Linked DNA regions of Homo sapiens: region 1 is linked to region 2. A link is a loop called in an ENCODE intact Hi-C map of the cell type or tissue named here. Cell type or tissue: OCI-LY7. All regions are shown on one strand. Links, peaks and the distances in the headings refer to the core of each region. The heading gives the core; the rest is flanking DNA.

Region 1 (12,559 bases), core at 2,736-10,735, 100 kb before region 2:
TTTGGTAAGTATTGTTTTGATTTTTGATAGGGAAATATTTTATTTTGAAGGAAAACTTTTATTGCATAGTAACAAAATAAGGTCTTGCCAATGAATGCTTCCAATCTCAAGATTGTTAAGGAATCCCTCCACAGGCTTTTCAGTTTCAAAGACGCAAACCTGAATAATTTGCCCACTAGATCTCAACCTGAGAAATACGGTGTATTCTTATCAGTAACGTGTTCATAGGGCCGGTTTATTTCAAGTTGGGAAAGAGGAAAGGGAGGCATATCCTCCTTTGGGGGACACAGCAAAATCTTGCGAGAGTAGTTTGAAAAAGTCCTCCAGGTGATTCTGATCTGCTTCTCCTAAGGGGAAATGTGTTTTCCTTCTCCTCCCTTTCATTCCACCTACAAGAATCACTGATTTAATTACGGAACTAACTAATTAATGAAATTAATTTTGACTGTATTTTATGATGTTATTAAAGGGATATGTGCATTACTCCATCAATGAAACCAAACATTCGAAGATTGTCTGAAACTTACCTGGAACAACTTTTTGAATTGGATGATCAGCTGGTAATTATTAGTAATCAAGAATACGCAAATATATATTTTAAACTTCGATGGAATTTTCCAAGTAGATTTTATATTTATGGGAGGTGTGAGGTCAGACTGTTTTTGTTGTTGGGGGCACCGAGAAAAGTGAAGGAATAGCCACACACATACACAGACGCATGCAAAGCCACATTCATAGTAACCTTCCCAAATTTCCAGAAAGTATTTACAAAGGCATTTGTTCCTTCTCTTATAAAATCTTTCCATTAAGTTTTCCCCCTTTCCTCTTTCTCCTCCTTCTCCTCTCGTGCATCTTTATAAAGATGAAAATAGAATTATGGAAAGCTTTACAAGAGGATGTTTTCTTTCCTTTCTAATCTGCTTCCTTCTGTGTTCCATTCCACCGCCCATTCTCTCTGCTGTCTGCCTTCTCAGATTAGGTTACAGGGAATCATGCTCGTAATGACATGACCAAAATATTATTGACATCCAACTTAAAAGACAGATCTCATTGTTACTGAAAACTGGTACCAGCAGCTAGTTTTGATCCTGTAAAGAGGGCAAGGAAGTAATTTAGGACATGAAGACTTTAGAACAAAGATAAATGTTTAAGAGAGGCTAACAGAGCAAAAGGCACATGAAGAGAGAAATACTAACACAAATTAGATATGTGTGGAACCATGTGTGATAACTCTCTCTCTTTTTTTTTTTTTTTTTTCCAGACGGAGTCTTGCTCTGCTGCCCAGGCTGGAGTGCAATGGCGCGATCTTGGCTCACTGCAACCTCCACCTCCCGGGTTCAAGTGATTCTCCTGTCTCAGCCTCCCAAGTAGCTGGGATTACAGATGCATGCTGCCACGCCACTAAAATATAATTTTTTGTGTTTTAGTAAAAACGGGGTTTCACCATGTTGGCCAGGCTGGTCTCGAACTCCTGACCTCAGGCAATCCACCTGCCTCAGCCTCAGATTACAGGTGTGAGCCACTGTGCTTGGCCCGTGCATGATATCTCTTGATTACAGGGCTGTTGTCTGGTAGGTCCAGGCAGGACTTGGAGTTGCTACTGAAGTTGGATGTTGAAAAGTGGAATCAAAGCCATGTTCAAGGTGGGGGCTGAGAGGCAAAAACAATTTGAGGCATCTGTTTAGAAGGATGGGTGGAGAGTAACACTGGATCCTAATCAGTGGTCTGCAACAGAGAAACAGAATTAGAGGGATGAGATGATTCTGAGGTGCCAGTACACTGGGCAGAACCCATGTATCCCATCCTACTTGATCTGCATCATGGTGTGTAGGTGTTTTTATAGTACTTTATTAACCACAGACTTTTGACCTATGGAGTGCAGATATCTGCAAATTACTGTGTTTTTGGAGCTGTTTGGGGACAACCTCAGGAGCTGAGGGAGAGGCCTAGGGGACAGGATTCTGGGTTGTGTATGCCTACTCCTATACTCCAGAATAGTTTTGGTTTCAGTATGATTTTGCTTGAGAAAAGCTTGACAACTATTGCTAAAATATGCTAAAGTTTTTGAAAACCACTGATTTAGCGTGGTAAACCCTATTGTCAATATTACGACAAAGACCTTATATAAAATCAGGCTGTGTCCAGTGTCCAGCTAGAAGCCCGTAGGGAATCACTTAAAAACTGCAGAGAATTCTGGCTGGGTGCGGTGGCTCATGCCTGTAATTCCAGCACTTTGGGAGGCCGAGGCAGGTGGATCACCTGAGGTCAGAAGTTCGAGAGCAGCCTGGCCAACATGGTGAAACCCTGTCTCTACTAAAAGTACAAAAATTAGTTGGGCATGGTGGCGGGTGCCTGTAATCCCAGCTACTCAGGAGGCTGAGGCAGGAGAATCACTTGAATCAAGGAGGTGGAGGTTGCAATGTGCCAAGATTGCGCCACTGTGCTTCAGCCTGGGCGACACAAGAGCAAGACTTCGTCTCAAAAAACAAAACAAAACAAAACAAAACAAAAACAAACAAAAAACCTGTAGAGAATTTCAAGAGACATCATAGCTACTTCAAACCTAAAGTTTTATTAGAAAAGGAATTGTCGGCTGGGCGCAGTGGCTCACGCCTGTAATCCCAGCACTTTGGGAGGCTGAGGCGGGTGGATCACCTGAGGTCAGGAGCTTGAGACCAGCCTGGCCAACATGGTGAAATCCTGTCTCTACCAAAAATGCAAAAATTAGCTGGGCGTGGTGGCGGGTGCCTGTAATCCCAGCTACTTGGGAGGGTGAGCCAGGAGAATCACTTGAACCTGGGAGGCGGAGGTTGCAGTGAGCCGAGATCGTGCCACTGCACTCCAGCCTGGGCGACCAGAATGAAACTCCATCTCAAAAAAAAAAAAAAAAAGAAAAGGAATTGTCAGAGATGTTTCATGATGTTGAAAATGCAAAAGTTAAAATATTAGAAGCTGATCCAAACTTAGAGTTATGACAGTTTGCCAAGGCATAGAAAAGGTGTCCACTTCATATAATAAGTTGGAAATAATAAAAATGAGATATGACTTTGCAAAAGCAATGACGAAAATATTTGTTAAGGTTAGACATGAAAATGTGAATCTCCAAGTGTCCTAGGGTTGCTTGTTAGAGGGCTCAACCTAGGTTGGATCCACATTAATTTCTCCTCCACCGTCAGAGAAAAATGAAATTTTTTTTTTTACAAAGAAGCAAAACACTTTAGTCCTCAATATTTTTGATATTTTAAAGTATATACACTAAAGCCAGGCACAGTGGCATGCACTTGTACTCCCATCTACTTAGGAGGCTGAGGTAGGAGAATTGCTTGAGGCCAGGAGTTTGAAACCAACCTGGGCAACATAGTGAGACCTCATCTCTTAAAAAAAATGTATAGTATACTAAATGAATATTGGTTTTACTTTTTTTCATATGCCTTTCCTATGTGGTTTTCCATACCGTTATAACTGGCAGTAAAATGATTTTTAATGTTTCAACAAAAAACTTCAAAGGTTATGAATAACTATAATTTTTCCCATTAATTGTGGATTGCCTAATTGCAGGGTTTTTCAGTCTTACACTACACAGTTCTGCACAGTGAGGACTGCCAATATGTGCTGTTAAAGTGATCTAAATATGTCCTGAGAAGGACTCTGTACTTCTGTATTTGAGTTCTTGTGGAAGAACTGCAACCTAGCTTAATAGGTAGACAAGATTGAAAACCTAACTAGGAGTATGTGCCTGTAACAATAGCTGAGACTTGGCCAATCCCAGCAGCCGTACTTTAACCATTCATACACTACTGAGTGTTCAAACTGTGTTCAACCAAGGAAAACATCAATCTGTAACCAATCCAGCTGTTCTATACCTAATTCCAATTTCTGTACATCATTTCCCCTTTTTTGTTTATAAATCTTCCACCAGGTGGCTGCGCTGGAGTCTCTGTGAATCTGCTGTGATTCTGGGGGCTACCTGACTTGCAAATTGTTCATCGTTCAATTAAACTCCTTTAAATTTAATTCGGCTAAAGTTTTTCTTTTATCAGATGGTGTCAGAAATGGGATCTGAGGTAGAGCTTCTAGCGACCCCAGGAGCGTTGAGTGAACTGAACAAACAAGGTACCTGCAGGACCCACTTGTGTTCACTGATCTCTCAGAGCAGCTGGGGATCGTGGGTAAGCTCTCTCTCGGATTTCAGAGCTCCATGGATTTGTGTTTTGAGCTCTCCGAGTTTCTTTGAGCAAATTTCTGATCCAAACAGGGTTTGGAAGTCACGACAGAAACTCAGCTGGGTCCAGGAATGGATTTGATCTGGGAATTAATTGGCTTGGATCCAGTTAGAGGTCTCTTACACCTGACTGGTTCAGAAAGGAACTGATAGTAAGCAGTAATATTGCAGGGGTTATAAAAGTTGGCTTTTGAAAATTCACAGGAATTTTTATGTTCTACCCCTTTGTTTCATTTTTCTTGCATGCTTAGGTAGGAAAAATCATTGGCTCAGTTAATCAAGAGACCCTGAGAATCAAGCCAATATTTTAGGTAAAAATGAGATCCTTAATTTCTGGAAAACTAAGTTCCTTCCAGCTTATACATTAGGCCTGGGAGGCAGCATAGTCTTAGAGAAATGACAAAATCTTACTAAAGGTAACTTACAGTGGAATGTTCCAAATGAGCAACAAAGCAATGAAGTGTGTTTAAAAATGAGGGTTCTCAGTAAAGTCTCTTTCAGTTAAGAACAGGTTTGGCGCTATGGGATGTTAACTGCTATTCTCTTTTGATTAATCTGTCTTGTACTTTTTGCTGACGGCTATAGGTGACAGTATTAGGCATGTACAGGACCATGGGACATGGGAAGCTTTTTCCTCCCCAAAAGGGGAAACTTGAGAGCTGATGGGATTGCTGGAAAAGATGCCTTCACTACTGACAAGTGGCCGCCTGAATTTTTCAGTGTCATTGCAATGAGTGGGTCTTGCTCTGGCCTCCCTGAGCTCTTCACCTTCCCCACCTTGCCACAGGCAATACTTTTCTTTCTCTACCTTTCCTTTCCTATCTTTTCTGTTACTCAGGGCAACCATCTTGCCCAGAGACCATGTGTTGAAACTCCTAGTTGGAGGTTGGATTAAAGATGACAGGGGCCATCTGAAGGCAAATTTAAGCCTTACCAGTTTGATATTGGGTGCTAAGCAGAGTGGCTAATGTCTATGTTTTATCATATGTGTTTTGTTCTGGCCAAAACGAAAAAAGTTAATTTTCCTTTATGATGCAGCTTGGCCCCCAGGGCGATGGTGTGGCAAGCTGGGACGCTAGGGCTGCTCAGGGAAAGGGAAAGAAAGCCCAGAAGCCTGGCATGCTAGTAAAAGGGTAAGAATTTCTTACCAGTCATATTTCTGGCTTTTTTCCTCTTTTTCTTTGTGCAAAATGGTTAAATGAATGGCAAAAATTACTCTTATCTCCCGTGTAAAGTTTTGATTGATACAAAAAAAATTCTGAGGCTTCTCTTAAGCTGTAGTGAATCTGATGTGCTTTGTGTGTCTTTCTGTATTGTTCTGTCATAAAGAGGGGTACCTTAGGATAAAATGTGTGCCCAAAACCTCATAAGCCTGTTGTTCAAGACGACCCAGCAAACTGGTCAGTTATGTGCTTAGGCGCTTGACCTTGTAGCCACGTGGCTATGCTTTCTCTTTTCACAATGGTGGCCTGGGTTCAGAGTTCAATCCCTAGCTTAGGGGATGAGCCTTTCTGATTGATATTTGGGTGACCTTTGCCATTTTTTGATTCTCTTCCCCTCCACCAACTGTCTTGAATTTTCCTTTCTCAGAGCACCTGTGAGGTTACCTTGGGTAAAGTTTAAAAGCCAGAAATATCAGCTCTTTGGCCTGGCTAAAGTCGGGTAATAAGAAATTTTAAAAGGACTTTATTAAAGAGTGCTATGGTTAAAAGTCAGCTTAATTAAAAGTGGATATTCAAGCTCTCACAGCCTGGGACTCCTTGGGAAAAACAGGAGGCACCAGAGATCCTTTCTTGGCCCTGTTCTTGCGAGGACTCCACCCCAAAGCCAGTAATCTAATTAAGAAACTTAAAAACTGGTGAATGGAAAATCTTACAACTACTGTAGTAATCTTCTTTGGTTTGTCTGTGTAGTTATATATGTGTTGTGTGTGTAATGTTTGTATAAAAGAACTCTAATTCATTGGTTTAAACAAAAATAAGTGCTTAAATATTTTGAAAGAAAAACTGTAATGCTTTTTAGTTCATGTAACTTAAGTCATCTTTGGGAAATATAAACAGCTTTAAAGATTATTGATAAAATAAAGACATTTAGTCTAAATTATGCAGGTCAGATATTAGGTTTGCTTAATATGTTTAAGGCCATAAACTGCTTTGACCTTTGAAAATTGTTGAATTTATTTTGGAGACATTACATTCTAAATAAGTCCTGGGGATATGTGGAATTAGCCATGCCACCTAGCTATGAAAAGAAGGTTATAAAGAAAAGAGATTTTATATAAGAAAGGATCTTGTAGAGTAAATTCTTGTCCTAAAGTAAAATGACTGGTTGTTTAAAAAGAGGGATGTTTAGGACAAGTCAGAAAGACCAAGCATGTTGTAGATGGTCTGTGTAAGTCGTGAAAGGATTCATAAAAGAAAATTTATGCACCAAAAGTGAAAGTTGCTAAGAATTACCATTATAACATGTGATTGAGACTACTGAAAAACTAGGTTTACACGCAAGGTGTGTGAGGAGAATGAAACATGTTTTTGGTAAGAGATTATAAGAATGCATGGGAATGTAAATTTTTACCTAGTTTAATGGGTTAAAGGATTGTTTTAAATTAAATAGAATAAAGCTAAAGGTTTGAACAAGTTGTGGAAGGTTTGTAAAAATTTGTAAAAGAAATTCTGTGTGTGAAAATATTGACTAAATTTAAAAGTGTATTGTTCAGTTTTTCTGTAAATTGAACATTGAAATAAAAGCATAATAGGGTTTTCTTAAAGCACTAATCTGCTCTTTAATAAAAATTGGTAAAGGGTTATAAAAGGTTTATGAAAATCTCACCTTATGGTCAAACTGATTAAGATTAGATAGATTTGTCTGTGAGGTTTTATTAAAAATTGGGGTTGACATTAATAGTCCACTAATGCAAGGGTGAAATTTGGCTTTCTCTCTTGAACAAGATTTTCATGTAATATTAAAAGGTAATGAAAGATTTTTGTTTTGTTTGCCTTTTAAATACACTATCAAAAAAAAAAAAAAGAAAGGAAAGACAAAAGACAGATTGTTTGGAAAGCTGAGTCTTCCCTCTATCAATGAGTAAAGGTTTTTGCCTTTAAAAAATTTTTTGAGTCATCATTTTGGCTAAGTGAGTGACTTACAGTGACCTGGAATTCTAGTTCATAATATCAAGTGTTTTAAAACTTTATATATATATCTTTATATTTAATAGGCTTCCCAAAATTAAATTTCAGCTTTAAAATGGTCTTTTCTGACCTCTAACTTTGGAACGCTACAGAGGGCCCCTGAAGCATCCAAAAGAGAGGTAAACAGAATTATTTAACATGTTAAGTTACATGGGAAGCATTGTCAAAATAAAAATAATGTTTAATCTTCAGGTTATATTTTAGTGAATGATATTAATGTATGTTCTAAAATTGTATGGGGCCAGGCACAGTGGCTCATGCCTGTAATCCCAACACTTTGGGAGACCGAGGAAGGCAGATCACCTGAGGCTAGGAGTTTGAGACCAGCCCGGCTAACATGGTGAAACCCCGTCCCTACTAAAGGTACAAAAAGTTAGATAGGCATGGTGGCGGGTGCCTGTAAGCCCAGCTACTTGGGAGGCTGAGGTGGAAGAATCACTTGAACCCAGGAGGCGGAGGTTGCAGTGAGGCAAGATCGTGCCTCTGCACTCCAGCCTGGGTGACAGAGCAAGACTCCATCTCAAAAACAAACAAAAAAAAATGTATAGGACTTATAAAATTCTAATATGTCTGAGTATATACTGTCAACCATAATTATAGTTATTATGTTAAGTTATTGTATATCACAGAAATAACCAAACTTCCTTGTATAGAACTGCTAACCCAAGTAAAACAAAAAATTAATTAAATACCAAGAAAATACTTTGCCAAGATTTTCATGTTAAACCAGCCGATAGTGAAATTGATTAGATATACAATTTGAATTCCATAGTCTAAGTCTCATTACCTGTGATAACCATTAGTTATCAGTGCTATGAATTTAAATTGGAGAAACAACTGGTATTCAACAGGACATAAGTCCAATATTAAGCATAGACTCATGGAAGACCAGGAAGGCTATCTTGTCCTTCCTGAGCCCTTAAAGCTTTTGTTATTAAAGGCTCTGCATTCCATGACTCATCATGGAAAAGATAAAATCATCCAAATTGAATATATTGATATAATGACTTATACATTTCAAAAATAGTTTAAAACCAATGTTTGGTTCCATATTCCTGGGAAGACAATCAAACCTTCATGTACGCTTGGCTATCAGGTACGTTTGGCTATCCGATGGGTCATTTAAACATTTATAAAGGGAGTTCATTCAACTGTCATTTTTAATGCATGTTTTATGCTACAGTAATTATTACGCCACAGTATATTTTCACCAGGTAAAGAAAGTTTTTATGGTTCACCGAGGATAATCAACTGCTTCACAGTCTAGAACCTAAAGACTGGATCTTTTGAGAACATCAGAGAAAGACTGTGCTTGCCATCCACACTGCAACAAAACTTTGGAACCTTGAACTTTAAGTTCATAATCTCACAACTGAGAAGGGTCCCTCCACACTATTGGAACTGTACACCCATTGGAACCCTTAAGGTAAAACTAACCAGGAAAGTTTCTCCCCAGAATAAGATGGCATCCTTGATGTAAACAGCTTTTCCCGAGATCACAGATCAAGACATCTACTATTGTGAGACTCTTATCTTTGAATATTTTTTCCTTATTTATGCCTCTGTAGCCAATAGAAATGATGAGGGGGTCTATTATGTGCACTTATAGGGTATACTTTTATTCGTGAAGGATTTTGCACCAGCCTTATACATGAATAACTTTATACTTTGATGGATAAAAGATGAAGGCCCAACATAGGTGAGAAACTTTAATGGTATATATGTCGCCTCATAATCAGTCAAAACTCCTCTTAGCCCACATCATGGGTTAAATAGAACATTGCCAGGAGGCCTTCACTCTTCTAGAAGGACATCATTTGTTAGGTCCTTTTTCCATGGTTTAGAATAAAAGAGGCAATAATTAGAAATGTATCCCTCATGATAGGCTGTATAGCAGATTCTAATGTAAAGCCTATTGTTACACAACAGACTTTAAATTCTCTTGTGAAAGTTATGCTAAATAATATAATTGGCTAAACAGAAAAGTACCTGTGCAGCTTCTGACACTTGTGGCCTATGGAGAAATACATCAAACGTAGATTATAAAAATTCAGTTGTAGATGATTAATGAAAAGACCACTTAAAGCAAGTAGACTCTTTATCCAGCTCATTCTTTAATCTATTTAATTTTAGGTGGTTCGGTTTATGGGTACCCTGGGTAAGGAGCATACTCTAAACTCTTGGTATTATCCTCCTGAGAGTCATAATAATAGTCTCCCTGGTGCACTGTATTCTCTCGAAGGTTTTAAATCTTGCATGCAGCCACCTCTAGAATGTCAAATGGTCTCTCTTCAAATGGAAAGACGAGCTGAAAGAAATGTGCGACCATGAGATTACTATAACCTATGAATGACGTGGTGAGACTGGAAACCCAAAATGATGGTAACTGAGAGTGGCACTAAGGCCCTAAGTTTTGGTCACACTTTCACCTAAGTGAGAACCTGACCAAAAAGGGGGGAATCTTTTTTAAACAAAGTTGTGGGAGGCCACTGTTTTGGACTAAGCTCATTCACTAGGCCCCAACAGGCCAAACCAAACTAAAATGGGGTCACTTATGCTAAATGTGACATAATCAAACTAAGACTTTACGGAAACACATAGATCCTAGAACAGACCAGGTTTTGTTTTTCTCCTGTAAATAGGACATTCCAGCATAAAGAGGTACCCATAAAGGGTCCCTCTACTCATACTTGTTTTTACCTTTGCAAAACTCAATGTTCTACTGTTTCCCAGTATGTTTCAAGACCAAATAAGTACTTTTACAATGGTGATAGTGACATTGATAATTAAAGTTTTGGTCAATCTCTCAAAATTGAGAAAATGACCAAAAGGGGGAAGTTGTTAAAGTGAACTAAATGTGGCCTGAGAAGGATTCCCTGTTTCTATATTTGAGTCTTTGTGGACGAACTGCAACCTAGCTTAATAGATAGACAAGATTGAAAACCTAACTAGGAGTATGCACGTGTATCAATAGCTGAGTCTTGGCCAATCCCAGCAGCCATACTTCAACCATTCATACACTGCTGAGTGTTCAAACTGTGTTCAAATAAGGCAAACACCAATCTGTAACCAGTCCAGCTGTTGTGTACCTCACTTCCAATTTCTGCACATCATTTCCCTTTTTGTGTCTATTAATCTTCTTCCACCATGTGGCTGCACTGGAGTCTCTCTGAATCTGCTGTGATTCTGGGGGCTGCCCAATTCACAAATTATTCATTGCTCAATTAAATTCCTTTACATTTAATTCGGCTGAAGTTTTTCTTTTATCATTGCCTATTTATAAAGGATAAATATGTCTCTACTTAAAGACGAGTGAATACAGGAAACTGTGAGTAAGCCAAATAGTAAAGAAAAAGTAGGAACTGCTCTCATAATAGTAGAAGGAAAGACAATTTCATTGTTTCAAGCATTCCAAGATGAAAGAATCAACCATTGTAAGGAGGAAATGAACTTCACAGACTTGGTTCTCATTTCTTAGGAAATGAAATCTCCAGATGGGCCTTCTAACTACAAGAGAAAGCATATATAAAATTTAAAAAATCTTTTTATTATGGAAACATTTTAATATAACACAGAAGTAGAAGGAATACCATAATGATCACTCATCATCTAACTTGAACAATAATCAGCATTTTGCCAATCTTGTTAATTTATTCTCTCTTCCTCCATTTTTGCTGGAGTATTAGAAAGCAAATCCCAGAAATTATATTATACTGTAGTGTGCATCTCTAATAGGAGATTATATTTTTAGAGAATAGAAACACAGTGCCACTGTCTTATGAATAAATAACAATAATTCCTGAATGTCATCTAGTCCTGATTATATTCAGATTCATATTCTATATTTTAGTTTCCCAGATTGTCTCAAAAATGTCTTTTTACATGTGGCTGTGTTCAAATCAGAATTCATACAGAGTCTACATATTGCACTTGGTTGTTATTTATCTAACATCTCTTGTAATGGACAAGAATTCTCCTTGTCTTATTTTTTCTGCATGCGACTTATTTATTGAAGGAAACGGGTAATTTGTCTTGTAAAATGTCCCAGGTTCTCAATGCTTCCTCTAGTGTCATTTTACTTACTCTGTTTCCCGTATTTCATGCAAGCTGGTAGTTAAATCTAGATGCTTGATTTCATTCAGGTTCCCCCCTACCAACATTTTGTGTGGACAATAATATTGCATAGAGGTGTTGTGTTTTTCCTAGTGCATCACATCTGGAGGCACACATGATCTGGTTGACCCACTTTTAATGAATCTTGACTCCTAGAGATCTTAATATCATTCTGTATTAATTGTATCCTACAATGTGCATATAATGATTTCCGAATAACATTACCATAGAACCACTAACAAAAAGACTACTGAATGCAGTTTAAGAAGATTATGCAATTCTTTTTGCTTTTAAGATGTGTATATTCAGGTTGGGTGCAGTGGCTCACACCTGTAATCCCAGCACTTTGGGAGGCCAAGGCAGGTGGATCACCTGAGGTCAGGAGTTCAAGACCAGCCTGGCCAACATGGTGAAACCCTGTCTTTACTAAAAATGCAAAAAAATTAGTTGGGCATGGTAGCACACACCTGTAATCCCAGCTACTTGGGAGGCTGAGGCAGGAGAATTGCCCAGACCCTGAAGGCTGAGGTTGCAGTGAGCTGAGATCATGCCATTAGACTCCGGCCTCGGCGACGGAGGTGCCATAATAAACATACGTGTGCATGTGTCTTTATAGTAGCATGACTTATAATCCTTTGGGTATATACCCAGTAATGGGATTGCTGGGTCAAATGGTATGTATTTCTAGTTCTAGATCCTTGAGGAATCACCACACTGTCTTCCACAACAGTTGAACTAATTTACACTCCCGCCAACAGTGTAAAAGCATTCCTGTTTCTCCACATCCTCTCCAGCATCTGTTGTTTCCTGACTTCTTAATGATCTCCATTCTAATGGGCATGAGATGGTATCTCATTGTGGTTTTGATTTGCATTTCTCTGATGACCAGTGATGATGAGCTTTTTTTCATATGTTTGTTGGCTGCATAAATGTCTTCTTTTGAGAAGTGTCTGTTCATATCCTTTGCCCACTTTTTGATATGGTTGTTTGTTTTTTTCTTGTAAATTTGTTTAAGTTCTTTGTAGATTCTGGA
Region 2 (12,559 bases), core at 2,517-10,516:
AGCCATAAACTTTATTCTTAAGAGAAATTTCAGGTTCTCGCAAAATTGAGCAGAAGGTATAGAGATTTCCTATATACCTCCTTCCCCCACACATACATAGCCTCCCCACTATCAACATCACCCACAAGAATGACACACTTGTTACAATTGGTGAAGCTATATTTACGCATCATTATCACCCAAAGTCCATAGTTTATATAGGGTTCACTCTTAGTGTTGAATATTGTATGAGTTTGGACAAATTTACAATGATAGGTGTTTACCATTATAATATTGTGCTGAGTAGTTTCATTCCCCTAGGAATCCTCTGTGCTCTGCTTGGTCATCCCCCCTCACCCTGCTAGCTTCTGACAACCACCAATCTTTTTATTGTCTATATAGTTTTGCCTTTTCTGGAATGTCATATAGTTGGAATCATACAGTATGTAGCCTTTTTGGATGGGCTTCCTTCACTTATTAATGTGCAATTAAATTTCCTTTATGTCTTTTCATGGCTTGATAAATCATTTTTTTAATGCTGAATAATATTCCATTGTCTGAATATACCACAGTTTATTAATTCACCTCTTGAAAGACATCTTGGTTGCTTCCAAGTTTGAGCAAATATGAATAAAGTTGTTATAAACATTTATGTGCAGGTTTTTATGTAGACATAAGCTTTCAACTCCTTTGGGTAGATACCAAGGAACATGATTGCTGGATTATATGGTAAGAGTATGTGCTGTTTTGTAAGAAAGTGCCAAACTGTCTTCCAAAGTTGGCTGTACCATTCTGCATTCTCATCAGCAATGAATGAGAGTTCCTGTTGCTCCACATCCTCATCAGCAATGAATGGGAATTCCTGTTGCTTTACATCGTCATCAGCATTTGGTGCTGTCACAGTTATGGATTTTGGCCATCCTAATAGGTGTGTGGGGGTATCTCATTGCTGTTTTAATTTACATTTCCCTGATGACATTTGTTATGGAACATCTTCTCATATGCTTCTATCTTTCTGGTGAGGTGTCTGTTAAGGTCTTTGGCCCATTTTTAACCAGGTTGTTTTCTTATTGTTGTGTTTCTGTTTTTGTTTTTGTTTTTTTTTGAGACAGAGTCTTGCTGGTTCGCCCAGACTGGAATATAGTGGTACAATCTTGGCTCACTGCAACCACATCTCCCCAGTTCAAACAATTCTCATGCCTCAGTCTCCTGAGTAGGTGGGATTACAGGTGTGCACCACCATGCCTGGCTAATTTTTGGACTTTTAGTAGAGACGGGATTTCGCCATGTTGGCCAGGCTGGTCTTGAACTCCCGACGTCAAGTGATCTGCCTGCCTCAGCCTCCTGAAGTGTTGGGATTACAGGTGTGAGCCACCATGCCCAGCCTGGATTGTGAGGTTTTAACCACTATACATAGGATGTATATGTTTGTATATGTATCTGAGGTCAAGATAGCCTGTAAACATTTTCTTTCTTTAAATTTTTAATATTTTGTAACTAAAATATATTTCACGCAGTATTTTTCTGGAAGTGTACTTCTTAGTACAATTGTCTTCATCACAGAAACAACTGAGCATTCAAGCCTGAGTAGACCTTGATTTTTTTTAAGGAAGCAAATGTAATGTCTGTCTTATCTTGGTAATATTTTTAATTTACTGAAAATTATTTAATCAAACCCATTTTAATTCCAGAAAACTTGAGTGTGTCAAAGATAAAAACCATTCTTAACACATGGACACATAGAGAGGAATGATGGACACTAGGGCTTACCAGAGGGTGGAGGGTGGGAGGATGGAGAGGATCAGCAAAAATAACTAACATGTACTAGGCTTAATACCTGGGTGACTAAATTATCTGTACAACAAACCCCTGTGACACAAGTTTACCTATATAACAAACCTATACATGTACCCTTGAAATTAAAATAAAAGTTAAAAAAAAATTCTCAGAGATGTTTTAGCTTTTCCATTGTCTCTCCTGCCCCACTACCAACCCCTACCCCAGCTAAGATCAGTTCCTCTATTGGTGTGTCAAGAATTACACACATTTCTGGGAAGATTGGTTTTCTGACTGTTAGATTGAAGATAAATATTGGCTACTCTTTTGGGCTGTTTGGCTGATTGAACACAACAGTTGTAATCCTTATACCAGTAAAATTTTAGAAAATTAACTGTAGAATGTTATCTTAAAATATTTAAGGCTGGGCACAGTGGCTCATGCCTGTAATCCCAGTACTTTGAGAGGCCAAGGCACGCGGATCACTTGAGGCCAGGAGTTTGAGCCCAGCCTGGCCAACATGGCGAAACCTTGTCTTTACTAAAAATACAAAAATTAGCCAGGTATGGTGATGTGCAACTGTGATTCCAGCTACTTGGGTGGCTGAGGCACGAGAATTGCTTGAACCCATGAGATGGAGGTTACAGTGTGCCAAGATCATGCCACTGCACTTCAGCTTGGGTGACAGAGCGAGACTGTGTCAAAAAAAAAAGGCTGGGCGTGGTGGCTCACACCTGTAATCCCAGCACTTTGGGAGGCCAAGGCAGGCAGATCACAGGTCAGGAGATCGAGATCATCCTGGCTAACATGGTGAAACCCCATCTCTACTAAAAATACAAAACATTAGCTGGGTGTGGTGGCGGGCACCTGTAGTCCTAGCTACTCAGGAAGCTGAGGCAGGAGAATTGCTTGAACCCGGAAGGTGGAAGTTGCAGTGAGCCGAGATCATGCCACTGCACTCCACCCTGGGCGACAGAGCGAGACTCTGTGTCAAAAAAAAGAAAATAAATAAATCCTTAAAAGGCAGATGAGGGCACAGACTTAACAGAATTCAGACAAGTAGATCCTCATTACTGGCCGGGCGCAGTGGTCCTGTAATCCCAGCACATTGGGAAGCTGAGGTGGGCGGATCATTTGAAGTCAGGAGTTTGAGACCAGCTTGGCCAACATGGTGAAACTCTGTCTCTACTAAAAATATAAAATTTAGCCAGGCATGGTGGCGGGCGCCTGTAATCCCAGCTACCCGGGAGGCTGAGGCAGGAGAATCACTTGAACCCAGGAGGCAGAGGTTGTGGTGAGCCAAGATGGTGCCATTGCACTCCTGCCTGGGTGACAGAGGGAGACTCCAACTCAAAAAAAAAAAAAAAAGATCCTCATTACTGAATCCCTTTGATTTGCCAATTTGCCAGAGCAGGAGACTCAGATTTCTCAGAAACAGACATGAATTGATCCAGGGCATAGGCTCCAGAGGATGGAATGGTGAATGAATGAAAAAGCAGTGCTGCTTAACATTAAATATCTTTCTCAAGTAACTAGGCATTAGGTCACAGCCAACTCAGGACTCAGGAGGACTCCGTTTATAGTAAATCTTGTTTACTTCAGAAAAATCAGAGAATCTTACGACTAGGAAAGGGTTTTTTTTTTTAACTTATTTTATCCAAATATCCAAGTGATATATACGTTCAAATAGGTATATCTCAGGATAGTAGTATTTTTTACTACTGTAAAATATACTGATTTTTGTAACCTTATGAACTTGTATTGTCTGTCGTAAAAAAGAGACATCCAAAGGCAAGTTACAAGAGTAACTATAAAGTAAGAAATTGGTGGAAGAGGAAGTGTCTAATTGTTCATTCCATCATGAATCAACTACACTTCCCTGAAAAAGTTTAACTCTGATGTAGAAAAGGGGCAAATCTTAAGATTTGAAAGTCCACTTCAGTCTTGACCCTGAGAGATGTTAGCAATACCTACTGACTTACTTTTGGATGGCCTGGATTAATTTCTGTTTTGATGTGTTCAGGAGCTTTATTTCCAAATACATCCCTGGGGATTAAATTGAATATGAAAATCAACCAATAAAATCCCTAACTAGCCTCTAAAAATTATACTGAGAACAACTTGGGCTCTTTCTCTGAATCAGGTTTCATCTCATTTCATTCCAGAATCCTCTTGCCTCCAGTGTGATTCTGTTGTCACACCAGGCTTTTTCCATCATCAAATCTTGGCTCTTTCAGGTCCTATGTCCTTAAAATTCCACTCTGAGGCTCATGAACAATAATAAATGAATTTGTAAATAAATGAACTTCTTACATCTCTCTGGTAACATTTGAAATGTAGTAGCTGGCTTTCATGCCTCATAGTGAACAATGTAGGGATTTGCATGGAGAAGTAACGTCTCTAAGTCCCCACCTCTGACCCAGACCACTGGGCAGAGTGGTTAGAACCTCACAATCCAGTCCAGGCTCAGTGGCTCATGCCTGTAATCTCAGCACTTTGGGAGGCTGAGGCGAGCAGATCACCCGAGGTCAAGAGTTCGAGACCAGCCTGACCAACATGGCAAAACCCCCGTCTCTACTAAAAATACAAAAATTAGCTGGGTGTGGTGGTGGGCGCCTGTAATCCCAGCTACTCGGGAGGCTGAGGCAGGAGAATCGCTTGAACCCAGGAGGCGAAGGCTACAGTGAGCCGAGATTGCAACACTGCACTCCAGACTGTATGACAGAGCGAGACTGTCTCAAAATAAATAAATAAATAAATAAATAAATAAATAAATAAATAAAATAAAAATAGAAACTCACAATCCAGAGTTATTTACTGAAGCGTTAGCTCTGGCAGTTCTTCTGGCTTCCCATTCTCTGTTTCCTGTAAATAAATACAGATCTAAATGTCTCGGACAAAAGACTTTCTCCTGCCAACTGCCCTCACGAGTGCTCCCCCACTTTCCTGGTACCTGCTCCTCTTTGGGGTTTGGTTCTGGAAGTTCTGGTGCCAGACAGCCATGGACAAGGATAACTTTTACAATGCTGTGCAGCTCTGCATAGCAGAAAGGGCTTAGGCAGATCTGAATCCTGGCCCTGCCACTTGCCAGCTGTGTGACTTTGTCCAAGTTACCTAAACCCTCTACCTTGATTCCTCACCTATAAAAGGCAGACAGTATCACCTACCTCAGAGGGATTTTGTGAGAATTAGAAGTAGCATATGTGAAGCTCTTAGCATGGTGTCTGGCATGTAGCATGTGCTTTAAAAGTGCATGGCTGAGTGTGGCTCACGCCTGTAATCCCAGCACTTTGGGAGGGTGAGGTGGGTGGATCACTTGAAGTCAGGAGTTCAAGACCAGCCTGACCAACATGGTGAAACCTCGTCTCTACTAAAAATACAAAAATTAGCCAGGCATGGTGGTGAGCACCTGTAATACCAGCTACTCGGGAGGTTGAGACAGGAGAATCGCTTGAACCCGGAAGGCGTAGGTTGCAGCGAGCTGAGATTGGAGCACTGCACTCCAGCCTGGGCAACAGAGCAAGACTCTTATCTCAGAAAAAAAAAATGCCTAATACTATTTGTTATATACCATCTTCCATGCTTTGGGAGTTTGTGCAAGTATCAGATAAGGTGGTTATTTGCTAAACTTTGTAGGAATACCTTGATACAAGAAATGAAAATGTATTCAACTCAGCATGAAAGGAAAATGTATATTAAAAGGAAAAAGTAGTATCTCACTAAGGACATGCGAATATTTCTTTTCACTTTATTTTTCTCTTTGCAGAATATGACTATCTAAATGCAAACTGATGGGATCAGGGTCTAAAATCCTCCACTGATTTCCTCTTTTGCTGGTGATCTAGTTCTCTAGGTGAGCTCATTTTAACCTGCAAACCCAAATCACGGGGCTTCTTTTGGGCACCACCTCCTCCCTCAGTGGCCTCGTATTATTTCCTATATTTTATTCTGGCTTCATCCCAAATACTGCCCCCAAATCCTAATTTCATTCTTTATTTTATGCTCCTCGACATACTAGCTTAGCAGGAAGGGCCCTTTCTCACGGACAGGTGGATTCCCAGTATGAACCCTGCTCAAAACAAAAACAAAAACAAACAAACAAAAATGGTGTCTCCATATTCACGAGTGTTTATACCTCTTCAGGGCTCATGCTTCACACCATCTACAGCTGTTATTCAGGGTCCTAGCTTCTAACCAGCTTCCAATGTAATTCTCACATTCTCTTCTTATTGTTTGTGACAATTCCCTTTCAGGTCTAGCTTGACAGTACTTTGCAAGGATCAGTGAAGAGTGGTTGAGAATTTGGATGTATCAGGACCTCATTTTGGAATGCACAGAAATCAGAAATGGAAATTTATTTAATGTATAAGATGACTTACTGAAAAAAAGTAGAGGGGTAGGGAATGACATTTTATTATAACAGCATTTGTATAAAATCATTTTGATCATCTTTAAGTATGCACAAACAGCTATCGAAAGGCATGTAAACATGAACCAAGTTTTTTTTCTTTATTTTCTAAAAGCAGTAAAAACATTTATACAGGACATTATGAAAGTCTAATGCCATCATTAGGACCCAACTGCTGCAGGTTACCAGTGTGGAATTGCATATCACCAGATGCTGTTCCACAAATGGACAGGCAAGCAGGATGATAGCATTCTCTTGATTACTATAATAGTCACAATAATACTTATAATTAAAGAAAGCTTCCTTTAGCTGGATTACCCTGCATAAATAGGCAACACAGTTAATCAAATGTAAACATATGTTTTCTAACACCAGTATAGAAAATACAAAACTAATTACAATCAGAACAATTTCTACCTTATCCTACTATAGTAATTATTACGCTTTGCTTCTTTGCGGTGTGATCTCTATGTTTTTTTTCCCATTCATCATCTTCTGTGTCTTGGTCAAATGACTCAGGATATGCTGGTAACTTGTCTTTGGGGCATTCTTCATAGTAACTTCTAATATATTTTCCCACAGACCATCCTTTGTATTCTTCAGGCGTTTTGCATTCCAGGCCATTAAAATGGACATTGTAGTGGTGCTTTAACCAGTAGTAGAGGTAGTGAATGTTGTAGTCACATCTCCAAGGGTTATCTCTGAGCCACAAGAGTTTCAAAAAATACAAGTCTTCTAATACGCCATAGTCAAAGTTTTGCAGACTGTTGTTTGATAAATCTAATTCTTCTAAATGTGTGAGCCCTAAAAAAGCGGCTGGAAACAGAAAATATTTATTGAGCCTGAGTAATTGAGTTAATACAGTGTATGGCATATGGAAAGGACAAATACAAATTTTAAAAAGAGGCTTAATTTTCCCCTTTGAAAATAAAGAGATTTCTTTTCCTTTCTTTTTCTCAGAGCTTTTACTTTAGAAAACTTTTAACTATAAGTACTTTCTCCTCTCTTTGAAATGTCTTTAAATCCTTTTGAAGACTAGATAGGCTTTTTGTCACCTTTATGATGCAAGAATGTATTTTCCAAGGACATCTCCCAGCTCTGGTGGGAAGGTGGGGTCCTAACTTTGGTGAGATCTTGCTTCCAGTTGCAAAACTACCTCCTGTCATGAAGACAGAAATTTATTTTTCTCTGAATAAGGCCAATAAGCTAACACAGATGGTCACTCCATTTACCAGGTAAAGTTAGGATGAATTATGTGTGACAAAAGGTGTTGTCAAATCTTCTTCCTTAAGGATTCGTTATTGCTTGTCCTGAAAACGTATATGTAATGGGTGGTATCTGCTTGGCTACACAGGGATGAGATTCCTGTAATGGGTGGTATCTGCCTGGTTACATAGTGGCGAGAGTCTTTGCAGTCTCTTAGTGGATTGCCTGTGATATGCGTCACATTCTGGTTTAATGCTTAGTCAATAATGAAAGTGTTTCTTTCGTTACTACCTTTGTGGAGAGAATTTCTGGATTGATAGAAGGTTTTGTTTTTAATTATATTTCTTCACTGTAAATGTGTCTAAATGCAAAATTGTGAAATATATTGTTACTCAAAGCTTTTCCCTTGATTAGTTTTACTAGAATACAATATTCAGTTTTAAGTTAGCTTTAAAAAATGTATTTTGGGCTTTTTTTTTTTTTGGTATTTACTTGGGAAAAAAAGATGCTACAAAAAAGAGACATGAATTAAGAAAATATTTCGCATGTAAGACAAGTGCAGATAAAAATGAAAAATGTGCCGGGTGGTGATCTGACAGTTCCTGGGATATCAGTAACACTGAAAATGCCTAGAAAACAACCTTTTCCCAGTGTTGGGGGAAGGGTTCTATTCCTGTAGAGTCCAAAAACAATTTTTCCACATTTTGAAAACATCTGGTTGTATTTTGGCAAACTATGGTAGCTATCAGCTTTGAATCCATATGTATTTAATTTTGCTGGAGGCTGGATAATTAAAACCAATATAACTGAAAATAAAACAACAAAAAGCTTTTTTCACCCTCTAAGAGCAAAGAAATCTACACCTGGGTTATCTGTATTCCAGTTGATATGGACCAGCCAGATACTCCAGAAATACTCACAAATATTTTGTTTCTATTTCAAACATTATCTCATTATTGTTTTAAAATACTCTTGTAGAGCATAGCGTCCTTATTTTGAATTAGGAAAATATGTGGTCATACCAATACTATTAACTATTTTCATATTATCTGTTCTCAGAAAAAACCCATAATTCCCCCTTAAAAAAATAACTTTCTATTTTGGTACCAAGCAATGTCTTGCGGGTAGGGGACAAAAGATCAGCCCTTGTGTTCTGAAGATACTGGATTTTTTCTATTTGCTAAAATTCTGTGAGTCAGTGATCTCACAGATTTACTTTTCTCAAGACATTAGACTTTGAGATTAAAAGCATATGTAAACATTCCTAGATTTTATTTTGAAAGTGTTGTATATTGTTATTTAAACCATATATATTCAGGCACTTGAGAAAACTAGTTTTAGTCTGTTTCTTAAAGGAGGTAAAAACCCCCTAGTAGGGTATCTTCTTTCTCTTTTCCACAACAATGTCTGGCATTTTATATGATTGTTATTCACGTCTTTTAAAGTCTGGCAACTCCCACTGCATTTGTATACTTACCACAGCAAAAATCATTCACGTAAGTCTACTTGCAGGGTTTCATCTCAAAGACCCTGAAATATAGGAGACCTTTCATTTTAAAACTTCTTTAGGTCATTTTGCCTTAACTGCCAAGATACTTTTTTGTTTCAAAAGAACTTTTGTTCTAGGAAAGTGCTTGGCATTTGGTAGGTGCTCAGTAAATATTTATTAATGTAGGAAATACGTTCCTGAGATTGAATTGAACAAAGGGGGAAAAAAGAGTACCACCACTGATGGTAGAGACCATTTTGTGTCAGCAAGGAACACACATTTGGTGAACAAGATTAAAAGGCCTTCAGGGGATCCTAAGGACAGAAAAGGAATCCCTGCAATTATGGGAATTCCACAACTGATGAAAAGTATCAGTTACGGGAAACATGTGAAAAACATCAGTAGAAGCAAGGCAAGTCCATTTTACACTATTATCTATCTCTTTGCATTGTCTTCTCATTTTTCTCAAGTTTTCTTTGTATACTAGTTTTGTTGTAACTAAAACATTGCCACACTGTTACTCATTACTTTAATACATTTAACTTAGGACATATAATAACTATTATAATCTTTTTTTTTTTTTGAGACAGCTTTAAAACTTGTTTGCATTGATAGTTGGTAAACTACAGTTTTGCTTGTGGATGACAGCAGAAGGAAATTAGACACTTGCCCAAGGACCTTTGGAATGGCTTTTGCTTGTCCTGAGATTCTTTAGTTTGTAGCCATCCAATGGGTTCACCTTGCCCGCTGCCTAGACAGAGTCTATTTATCAAGACAGGGGAATTGCAATGGAGAAAGAGTAATTCATGCAGAGCTGGCTGTGCGGGAGACCAGAGTTTTATTATTACTCAAATCAGTCTCCCTGAGCATTCAGGCATCAGAGTTTTTAAAGATAATTTGCTAGGTAGGGGCTTGGGAAGTGGGGAGTGCTGATTGGTCAGGTTGGAGATGGAATCATAGGGGGTCGAAGTGAGTTTTTCTTGCAAGAAAGGGTCTCCACTTCCAGATTCTTTACCCTGTACCCTGGCTTTGTGGACATGACACTGGCTACCAGTGACTGACTTGCACACTAATGTAATGCTAACTTCATTTGGGAGAAGGGTGTCTGTAGTATCCTTATTTATTGAAAAATGAAAATTGCTTTTGACTTCACAGTTCAAACATACTCCCAAGTTAGCATCATCTGTAACAAGCTAAGGTATAAGTGTAGCATACTGCTGTCCCTTGGGAAATTTTAAAAAATTATGCTTTTCTAATTTTTAAAAAAAGGTTAACTCTAAAATATGCCCTTGTGGCTCCAGAATGTTCATTCTAATTTTTCACTTTTATTGTGTTAAAATTCTAATGTTCTATTAATGGTATTAGATTATCATGAAGAAAAGCAGGGGAAACAGTTGTACTCAAAATGTTTATAACATTACATTACATTATTAATAATTTTAATAATCATTTTCATAGTTAAAACTTTTCAAATTGAAGTAGCCTAGTGAAAGCACTTGTGTTATATATGTTATAAATCTGGTCAATATTGCAGTAATTCTCAGTTCTTTCCAAATCCGATGTGTTTACTTAATTTACCAAGCTCATTTTCGCCAGAGGCTTTGCTTAGCAAATGGAGAAGAGATTTGAAGGATGGGAAAGAGAATTGGTCTTGATCTAGAACTAGATATAATATGTCTGGCTCTGGTTTGAGCACATTTTATCCTAATTTGAGCTTAGTGCTTAGCAGTTTGTTTCTAATTTATTCTAAACAAGATGGGGCTTAATGAATAGCAAAAAAAATTCCAAATTTGAATTTCCCTTTAAAAATCACTACATTTAGGCCAGGCATGGTGGCTCACGCCTGTAATCCCAGCACTTTGGGAGGCTGAGGTGGGCGGATCATGAGGTCAGGAGATAGAGACCATCCTGGCTAACACGGTGAAACCCTGTCTCTGCTAAAAATACAGAAAAATTAGCCGGGCGTGGTGGCGGGTGCCTGTAGTTCCAGCTACTTGGGAGGCTGAGGCAGGAGAATGGCGTGAACCTGGGAGGCGGAGCTTGCAGTGAGCCGAGATTGCACCATTGCACTCCAGCCTGGCAACAGAGCTAGACTCCATCTCAAAAAAAAAAACAAACAAAAAAAGTCACTACATTTGGCCAGGCGCGGTGGCTCATGCCTGTAATCCCAGCACTTTGGGAGGCCAAGGTGGGCGGATCACCTGAGGTCAGGAGTTTGAGACCAGCCTGACCAACATGATGAAACCCCATCTCTACTAAAAATACAAAATTAGCCAGGCCTGGTGGCACATGCCCATAATCCCAGCTGCTTGGGAGGCTGAGGCAGGAGAATTGCTTGAACCCAAGAGGCAGAGGTTGCAGTGAGCCGAGATCACACCATTGCAATCCAGTCTGGGCAACAAGAGTGAGACTCCATCTCAAAAAACAAAAAAAAAACCACTACATTTTAGTATACTATTGACCATTTGCCATATATTACTTTAAAAATCTATAACACACTATTTGGGCTAACTGAATTAAATGGTAGTAATATGTGGTATTACATACTTCATAAAGCAGCATTTTGGCAAGTATTTATCTGAGTGGCAAACAACTCCTAGTATAAGTGTCATGTTTAATTAAAACTTGTACTTTATTATTTAGTTCAGTTACTTTTAAACTGAATTTACTGTATATAAGTGTTGCCATAGAAAAAAATCACAGAACACTTGCCACCCATTGAAGGGGCTATACAGGGGAACTTACCAGGATCGATGAATTCAATGCCATTGCTGCTGAGGTTTAATTTCTTCAGCTCATGAACATCTTCAAATTCCTTGGGTCGAAGTTGGTTGATTTTATTGTATGACAAGTCAAGTTTAACAATATCTGGAGGGATGTTGTTTGGCACTTTTTTCAACTCTGGAAAATTTAATAATATTTACGTTATTATGCTCTTTTTGCCCCCATTTCCTCGGTCACCGTTATATCTGTGTGATTGAAGAATCAGCTCTTAAAGAGAAGGGGTAAAGGGATATCTAAAGCCAAAGAAAGTTAGTATGAAACAAGCCTTAGCATACGCTAAATTCCATCAAAGCCCAGCAAAGCCTACAGTGACTTCCCATCTAATTGTGATGAAAGCCAGAGTCCTCACTAAGGCCCTATAAAGCCATTAAGACCTGTAGGTCATCCTTGTCACCAAAGTCAGAACCTCCTAGGTTCTAGAAAGCAGCCTGTTTATCAGGACTTGCTTATTGAACCCACATCTGCTGGGCTGGACATGAAGGTGGATGACAGAGCAACCATTTTAGGGCAAGCTAAAGTGGGTTAACCACAAATAAATGGGTCGAAAAAAATGTTTATGAGAACACCCTGACACTAGGCCTAGGCAATGTGGCAGATCTGTGGGTGCTGGAAAAAGAATATAAACTGCAGAATCCATTTTGGGATTGTCAGCAGCAGTCCTGGGTAAAAATAGCATCCACAAGTAATACCAGGAAATGCAAAACAAAGGCTTTCCTAGTGTGGCTTAGAAAAACACAGGAAAATCTCATTTGCTGTGTTGATAAATAGAAAAATTCTTTAGTTCTTTTACCTTAGAACTTCAATGAGAATTGCAAATATTGCAAATATTGATGCAAAGTGTTTGCTTTTGATAAAGAGTATATAAATATACATTTCCCCAGACCAGAAGGAGAATTTGATCAATGCCCCTATTTCTA

What was found. A loop is a pair of places that touch in the nucleus more often than their neighbours do. Peaks named below come from ENCODE experiments on the same cell type or tissue, not always from the same donor. Only the 100,000 strongest peaks of a DNase experiment are listed, where the experiment ranks them.
Region 1: a loop joins it to region 2, with 2.0 times the contacts of the local background. A loop is called at or near these places in 2 of 110 quality-filtered maps.

Annotation. Positions count from the first base shown.
Region 1 is chr7:103,043,089-103,055,647 of GRCh38, reverse strand. FBXL13 (F-box and leucine rich repeat protein 13) reads left to right here. Exons shown (of 21, transcript NM_001394494.2): 2 at 1-4; 3 at 470-560. Among named protein-coding and RNA genes, the nearest start is that of FBXL13, 25 kb to the left of the region's middle. In OCI-LY7, for the core only: no CTCF peak of the experiment used is centred there; a DNase peak (open chromatin) is centred at 6,607.
Region 2 is chr7:102,938,630-102,951,188 of GRCh38, reverse strand. The region is part of intron 9 of FBXL13 (F-box and leucine rich repeat protein 13); the gene reads left to right. It overlaps LRRC17 (leucine rich repeat containing 17), which reads right to left. Exons shown (of 4, transcript NM_001031692.3): 3 at 11,604-11,759; 4 at 6,078-6,979. The coding sequence ends at 6,582. Among named protein-coding and RNA genes, the nearest start is that of NFE4, 29 kb to the left of the region's middle. RefSeq lists enhancers at 6,835-7,400, 10,463-10,963. In OCI-LY7, for the core only: no CTCF peak of the experiment used is centred there; no DNase peak of the experiment used is centred there.